Linked DNA regions of Homo sapiens: all the other regions are linked to region 1. The links are chromatin loops, found by intact Hi-C in ENCODE. Cell type or tissue: endothelial cell of umbilical vein. All regions are shown on one strand.

The links. Peaks named below come from ENCODE experiments on the same cell type or tissue, not always from the same donor. Only the 100,000 strongest peaks of a DNase experiment are listed, where the experiment ranks them.
Region 2: a loop joins it to region 1, with 24 times the contacts of the local background. A loop is called at or near these places in 104 of 110 quality-filtered maps.
Region 3: it touches region 1 in a loop (8-fold over the local background); 2 of 110 quality-filtered maps call a loop at or near these places.

What each region holds. Positions count from the first base shown.
Region 1 is chr2:158,009,421-158,011,920 of GRCh38, forward strand. It overlaps a transcript of UPP2 not described here. Among named protein-coding and RNA genes, the nearest start is that of UPP2, 91 kb to the right of the region's middle. In endothelial cell of umbilical vein, a CTCF peak has its summit at 1,068 (motif pointing left); a DNase peak (open chromatin) is centred at 2,201; H3K27ac peaks cover 277 bases.
Region 2 is chr2:157,776,465-157,778,964 of GRCh38, forward strand. ACVR1 (activin A receptor type 1) reads right to left here. Exons shown (of 11, transcript NM_001111067.4): 5 at 1,667-1,878. Among named protein-coding and RNA genes, the nearest start is that of ACVR1, 99 kb to the right of the region's middle. In endothelial cell of umbilical vein, a CTCF peak has its summit at 1,191 (motif pointing right); a DNase peak (open chromatin) is centred at 1,177.
Region 3 is chr2:157,837,153-157,839,652 of GRCh38, forward strand. All of the region lies in intron 1 of ACVR1 (activin A receptor type 1), which reads right to left. Among named protein-coding and RNA genes, the nearest start is that of ACVR1, 38 kb to the right of the region's middle. RefSeq lists an enhancer at 993-2,192. In endothelial cell of umbilical vein, no CTCF peak of the experiment used is centred here; DNase peaks (open chromatin) are centred at 989, 1,509 and 2,059; H3K4me3 peaks cover 653 bases; H3K27ac peaks cover 2,317 bases.

The DNA.
Region 1 (2,500 bases):
AATGTCCAGAATAACCAGAGCCAAACATAATGATTTTACAGTTGAAGGATAGCCAAGACGCACATTTTCTGAGTGTGGTTTTACTGGGAGTCTGTGTGCAGATGAAATATGGCTTTTAAGAACATAATCTTCATGGAAAAGGCTTTTCTTGTCATAGCACTGGGCTGACTTTCAAGCCAAGGTCAAAGTACTTTCTGCAGGTCTATTTTTAGGTTTCCCATTTCTCAACAGAAGGCTCCCAGTTTTGAGTTAGCGCAACGCAGACTGGACTGTGCCCTAGAAGGAACAGGAATGCTTCCTCTTTGTGGCTTCCCCTGCATCTACCTGCAGACTTCTTGCTTTGCACAGCTCCAGGGTGAATGGGCATTCTCCTGCGGGCTGCCTTCTGTGGTCATCTTGCCCCAGCAAATGCTGTAGTCTCTCGTAAGGCAAAGGGCTATGCAGGGTTACTTTCCTCTTGCTTCTTTTGGATTTTCTAAAAACGTGGCTACCTTACATTATTGCTATTAATCAAGAATTTTCCAGATCTTCAAACTGCAAACCCAAGGGGGGAAAAATGAGGTCAAAGTGATTTAATTTAGATTGAGGTGGAAGACACCAGGAAACGAGTATGTTAATCAAATATATCAAATGCTATTTCTTTGTCTTTGAAATTGAATACAGAGGACATAGAAGTCTGTAAATAAATTAATAAATTAATGCATGTATTTTGGTTTTATGTTATGGCTTTTCATCGAAAGCGACAGAAGAATGAGGATGAAGAAAACCCGGAAGAAAGACAAGCAATCAACCTTGATATAGGCGGAAAATATCTACTATAATAATTATGTATCACTTTCCCAAAAAGGAACACTAGATTGTTAAAAAGAGTAATCCCTGAATTTGTTATAAGTAGTGCTTTGATTTTATGAATATATGTTCTTAAAATATTTTCCTTTCCTTATTTTCTAGTGAGGAAAGATTTAAATATCCTATCCTGGATGCTGGAAACTGTTGCATCCTCTTCCCGCCAACCATTAACTTTTACTTCCTTGCATAACAGCCCCATCTTGTGGTTGTTTGTAAATTTTCCACTAAAGATATGTTGCATTTTCACAGTTACGGGCATAAGTGGAATCCTCCCTTTTACCTTTCCTAGTAGGCTGAATCAAATTAAGCAGGAAAGAAGAACGGGTATGCATGAATTCAATTTAAAAGGCCAAAAACTGGTGAGGGAAATACAGGGCAGGTATTCAACAAGGATTGTTTGCATTAATGTTAAGTGAAGGCACAGTTATATTAATAGGTAAAAGGTAATACAATGAGTTCCCTCCAATGAGAGCATCATTAGCTCCCTCTTTTTCTTTTTTTTTTTTTTTTTTTTGAGACAGAGTCTCGCTCTGTCACCCAGGCTGGAGTGCAGTGGCACAATCTGGGCTCACTGCAATCTCTGCCTCCTGGGTTCAAGTGATTCTGGTGCCTTAGCCTCCCTAGTAGCTGGGACTACAGGTGCACGCCTCCATGCCCAGCTGATTTTTGTATTTTTAGTAGAGACGGGGTTTCTCCATGTTGGCCAGGCTGGTCTCGAACTCCTGACTCAAATGATCCACCCACCTCGACCTCCCAAAGTGTTGGGATTACAGGTGTGAGCCACAGTGCCCGGCCTCCTCCCTCATTATCTTAATAAAGCTTCTGATCTGGCACCTGTCTGCTTCACTAGGCCAAGGAGGCTTACCAGAGCTCATACAGAGCGCTGCAATTCCAAACCCTTGTGCTGGGGAACACCCTTTGGTTTCACACGGCAGAAATACAATAGGAAATAGCTTCAGAAGAATGCGAAGGTAATGACTCAGGTAACCAGACAGCCAGAAGGACAGAGGAAATGGGTGATTCAGAAAGACCTGACACAGGGTTCTGAATGCCAGCAGGACTCTTTCTCCCTCCTGCGTCTCTGAGTGTTTTGCTCATTGTCTTTTTCCCCTCTGCTTCTTTTCTGGCTCTTTACAGTTTCCAGGCTCACATCTGGGCTCATGGCTCTCTAACTGGAGAGAAGGAGCCCTCCTTTCCCATAAAGTTTTGAAAAAAAGCTAGGGAAGAAGTCTGATTGGCTTGTTTTGGGCCACATGACCACCCTTTGATCAATTGCAATGGTCAAGGGAGCTAGGCTCAGCTTGGGTAAGTTGTCCACCACTGAAGGGAACCAATCACTGTGGAGGAGGATGTAGGGTCATGTGAAAAGATCAAGTTTTCACACAGAACACTTGTCTGGAGGGAGGGAGGGAGGGAAGGAGCCATTTGTTTAAAGAAGGAAGAGATGAATAAACCAACTTGGCTAATTGAAACAAACAGACTTCCTCCTTTCCTCTCCTGTCTATGCCTGGCACATCACTCAACAAATATTTGCTCGATAAATGAAAGATTTTCTAATTGAATAGAAGATCCTAGGGTAGGTGTAAATGGTAGTGGGGTGGGGATAGGGGTGTGTTTGCTATTTCCTGGAGCTGAAGAAACCACAAGGTTC
Region 2 (2,500 bases), 230 kb before region 1:
TAACAAAAAAAATTGTATTTCTCTACTTTTTGAAATGAAATGTCCTTATACTGCATTCTCTTTCCCCAGTTCCACTGTACCACAGTTTAAACAGTAGGTAAATGGAAGCTACAGAAGGTTACTTCCCCCTTTTACATACCAAAAAGTGGCCCAGTGATGGATGGGGCAGGCAGTAGAATGGGATGTTTCCCAGCCCATATCAGGCACTACCAAATGTCTGTGACAACCTGCCACAGGTGGGTCCTGCAATTGTCCAGGTGTAGCATCTGTGCTACCCAGATGGTCACTGGTGAGGGGAAGTCTTCTCCAGCATAAGGGGAGCTGCAGGGCAAGTGTAACTGCAGAACTATCAGACACTTTGAAGCTTGCTGTCTAGCAGAACAAGACTTACTGCAAAATGATTTCAAATACACATGGGCAATGGCATTAAGTAAAACTGAATCACATTAGAAAGTTATTACTTTGATTGTCTTTCAATTAATCGGATTGTGACAAGGAGTCTCAAATTGGTATTGGCATGTCTCTTGCACTCACTTAACACCCACAAATCTCAAATTTTTCAGAGTAGGCATCAGACTCAGCATAATATCCATGCAGAATGTTATTATTTTTTCTTTTGCACTTTATGATAACCTTCTATTTAGAGCAAGTGATACCCTTTCCCCACTTAAAGTTCAAAGCGTCTTTAAAATGAACACTTGGTAAGCAATTTTAAAAGGTAAATAGAAGGAGATAGTCATTTTTTAATGTGATTTTATCATTTAAAAATATGCAAAAGAATAATTTTTTAATGTATAAATACAATAGTTTCTAACACTGTGCAGTCCAGCGGGTTAATCACTAGCCACACATTGCCATGAGCAAGTAAACTGTGGCTGGTGTGAATTGATATATGCTATAGGTGTAAAATACACACAAGATTTTGAAAATTTACTTCAAAAGCAAAAAGAATGTAAAATTTACATTAATAATTTTTTAATCGATTATACGTTGAAATGACAAAGATGGTATGTATTTGGTTGAATATCTGTTAAAATTAAATCTACTTTTACGAAACTTTTTGGGTTTTTTCATGTGTTTGTTTTTAAGGTGGCTACTTGAAAATTTTAAATTACATGTGATGCACATGTTTCTATTGGACAACACCGGTTTAACCAAATGACTGCACTCCACAAGAGGGCACCACAGGAGCATACAAAATTTAAAAGCTGCTTTTTTGGATGTCAAGTTTTTAAGCCTTAAATTACAGGATGCTGAAATAATCTAGAAAGGAAATTAATATTTAATATTCAGCAAAAGGTGCCTTTTTAAAGGAGCACTTTTATGGCTAAAAATAGAGTAACTGAAGACCACAAATTCCAACCCTCCAAAACTGTAGGCAACCATTCTCTGTCTCTTTTGCTTTACCCCTCAGAGAAAAGTAACTAACTACCAACACTACTAAAATAAATCCCATCCCTTATTTAAATGTCTATCTAAAATGGCTGTTCTGATATGGGAAGACTACACAGGTGCCAGCATGTGCTTGTTTAGGACATAAGTAACCAACAGCATGTGTGTACACTGTTCAGTCACTCATTACTGGTTAGCGTTTCATGCTCGAAATAAGAACGTGTCTCCAGACACCTTCCTTATGCTTGGGATTTCCTGTGGGGTCATGACTTACTGCTAAAGTGCTGTCTCCAACATTGGTGGTGATGAGCCCTTCGATAGTGCCATACTCCACGTCTCGGGGATTGAGGCGTTCTTGGTTGCGCCTTTTAAATTTTCGGAGAGCAACTCCCAGCAGGCAGGCTAAAAGACATACTGCGAACACTACAGAGAGAATAATGAGGCCAACCTCCAAGTGGAAATTCTGTGTTCCAGGGAAGGATTTTCCTGGAGTTGGAGGGAAAAGGGGGAATTAGTTGTAAGGATCACTGCTTACTTATTATTAGCATAACCAATATCCTAACAAGTAGCTCCTGATCCTGACCACACAGTCTCACAACTCACGAAGTATTAAAACTAAAACACTTCCTAATGCCTGGCCAATGGCCCAGACATTTTAACCATCATTCAATTAGACACAACTAGAATTTGAAAAAATTCCACTGAGAATCAATTGCATTAATGTATGAATGTGAGAGTGCTTTTAAAATATAAAGTACTGTACAAATCTTTGATATTACTCTCATTAACTTGGATTTGGTATGTTTCGCCATCAAGCCCTTACAGACACTGTACTATCCTTAAGAGAAAGGGCTACCTGAGCTAAAACCAAATTACCCATCTGTGGTCTCTGTCTTTAATATATCCTGGGTGTCTACTGCTGGTTTCTCACTGATTTTTTTACATCACAATTTCTGCCTAGGAACCCATTCATTCCTCTCTTCATTTACTCGCTTATTCAGACATTCATTCACTGATTCACTCCCTGGGTTCAGACCTCTCCATGACATTATGTCATCAGGCCCTGTTCTTCCCTACAGAGGCCTTACCCATTTCCATATTACTGGTC
Region 3 (2,500 bases), 170 kb before region 1:
AATAAAAGTCAAAGTAATTTAAATTTTACACTCACATGTAACAGAGGCAGAGCTAGGTAATCAGCTCATCTCTCTTTTGAATTTACAGGGATGCTTTTCTAAATCACTCAAACAGCATGTCTTTCTTTCCCTTTGGAGATCGAAGGATTTACCTGACCATGAGGCAGTAAGTTCCCAAAGTCAGGTCTCGTCTGAGCACAGCCTTACCTGGCCCACAGTCACAGAAGAGAGCTTCACTCAGAGAACGGGTTCAGGAAGTACATATAGAATGAAAGCTGACTAAGGCAAGCCTTTACCATTTTCCATTATCTTCTAAAATGAGATGCTTTTTTAAAAAAAACTTTTAAATTTTTTAATTTAATTTCGAGCACGGAAATTTAAAGATATTTGAGGGAAAATAGAGCGGTACATCTGTGATAAGTGACTGTTCTGTCAAAGTTTAAGGACTGTAACCCTCAGATACATTTTATTCAAAATAACAATTTCTATTGTCACACACTCAAAGCAACCCAGACAAACAGGCTTGGAAACTACCAGCCAACTTCATTCTGTGAGTAACCATTAAGTTTTAATCAGATGTGGTTCAATTTCTGGAACAGTGAGCATTAAGAGGGGCTCATCAAGGAAAATGGGCAAAAGTAGGAGGAGAAGGAGGAGGAGGAGGAGAGGAGGAGGTAGAGAACAAAAGAACTGCCCCGCAAGCCAGTCATTGAACGTGGACTCTTGACTCGAATTCTCTGCCCCTCTTTGCAGCTGTTGTCTCCTGCAGTTGGCACGAAGCGTTGCCAGTCTGGGACCGGCTTCCAGTGAGGACAGCATTGTTTTATTGGCTACTTAGGCAATGCACACACCATTAATGGAGTTTTTATCTCTCCATTTTCCTGTCAGTACAGAACCAGCCAGTCTGACTCTGTTATTATCATCAAGAAAGCTTTTCCCCCCCTCCCCACACACACTCTTTAATCCAAACAACATCTGGGAACTTCAGCCTCTATCATGTAAAAGCGAAACAGATTTAGAGGGAGAGCAGGAGAAAGTACAGTTCCAGTCGCACTGAACAACAAACGAATTCCAACAGGAGAACTAACCTTGAGCCGCCCAATATCTCTGAAACGCTATTCGCTTCAAAAAGGCAAGGTACTTCCCGCTGCATTGCTTTAAACTTCCGATAGACCCTTGCTATCAAGAGGTGGGGGAAAAAAAAACAACCCATAGTGACAAGTTGCTTATTGGTACTGTTTTCCTAGAAGGGAAGTCCTGTTGTGAAATAAAAGTCAAGAATAATATTTAGGTGATTTTTTTAAAGAATGTCTTTTTTATTCAAAAAGGAAAAAACAATAAAGACCCTTTAGCAGACATTACTAGTAAGTACATCCCCAGTGTACAAACTATTAGGAAAAATGTGGCGCCATTAAACCCAGAAAATATGTCCTTCTGTAACAGACAGCTGTCTCCTCTGTAGTTTAAGTGTGCTTTCTGCTTAGCTCATGCTCCGTGAGTCATGGAATCAATACAGGAAGCACACAGAGCCAGCCACACTGCAGATTCCGAGGAGGGTCAAGCCACACAGCTCCTCTGTTCCTCTCCTCTGCTTGCTGCATGGCTCTTCCAAGTATGTACATCTGGGGAGAACGCACAACCCCATTTCTACTTCATGTTTAAACCTGCCTCATAAGGTCTCCAATCCTGGTCCTTTCAGCATTGTTTCTAGGTAAGTAGAACCTAAAAATTACAGCCCTCCAACATGCAGGTGTCAAGCAATCCATCCTGCCCCTCAGCCCCACTCCTTTTTGAGTTTTCTGCAATGCACCAATAACTATACTTAGGTTAGAAGGGACTTACTTCCCCAGAAATGCTCATCACCCAGTAGAAGACAAAATCAGAACTGAACATCTGAGTGTCAGCAAAGGTTAATGGTTTATTTTTAATTTATTTATTTTTGTTCCATTCAGCAAAACAGGGGAAAATCACTCACTGTCTGAGCCACAGGCTCCTGCTCACTGGAAGCTGTGCCCAGAGCCCCTTGCAGTCTGTTGTTAATGACAGTCTCAGTAACCTGATCCTCTCACAGTGGGAGTCTTGAGTAAGCACTGGCCTCTCTCGGGTCTCGCCTTTCTATTGTCCCACCCTGCAGGGCCAGCTGTTTCTGACAGCCAAATTGCTGCATGCTAAGCAATGAATGCTGTCAGATAAGGAATTTTCATTTCTATAATGCATAGGCCTCCATGGACAAATTATACAGCTTATGGTGCTGGCTGCAGGATGCTGCTCCAAGCTTGAAGCACTGCCAAAATGAAGCCTGTCCTCCCCTCTCCCCAGCCCCAGGCTGACAAGACAGTCACCCAAAATGAATCTGAATGGCCCAGGGAGAAATGGAACACGTGTTTTCAGAGACAAACAAAACATATGTTGAGAATAGCTGTCCAGCGACACTCTTTGATGTAATGGCGTACAGGGAAAGCTAATTGATCTAATGTCACACCACACAACTACCAGGCAT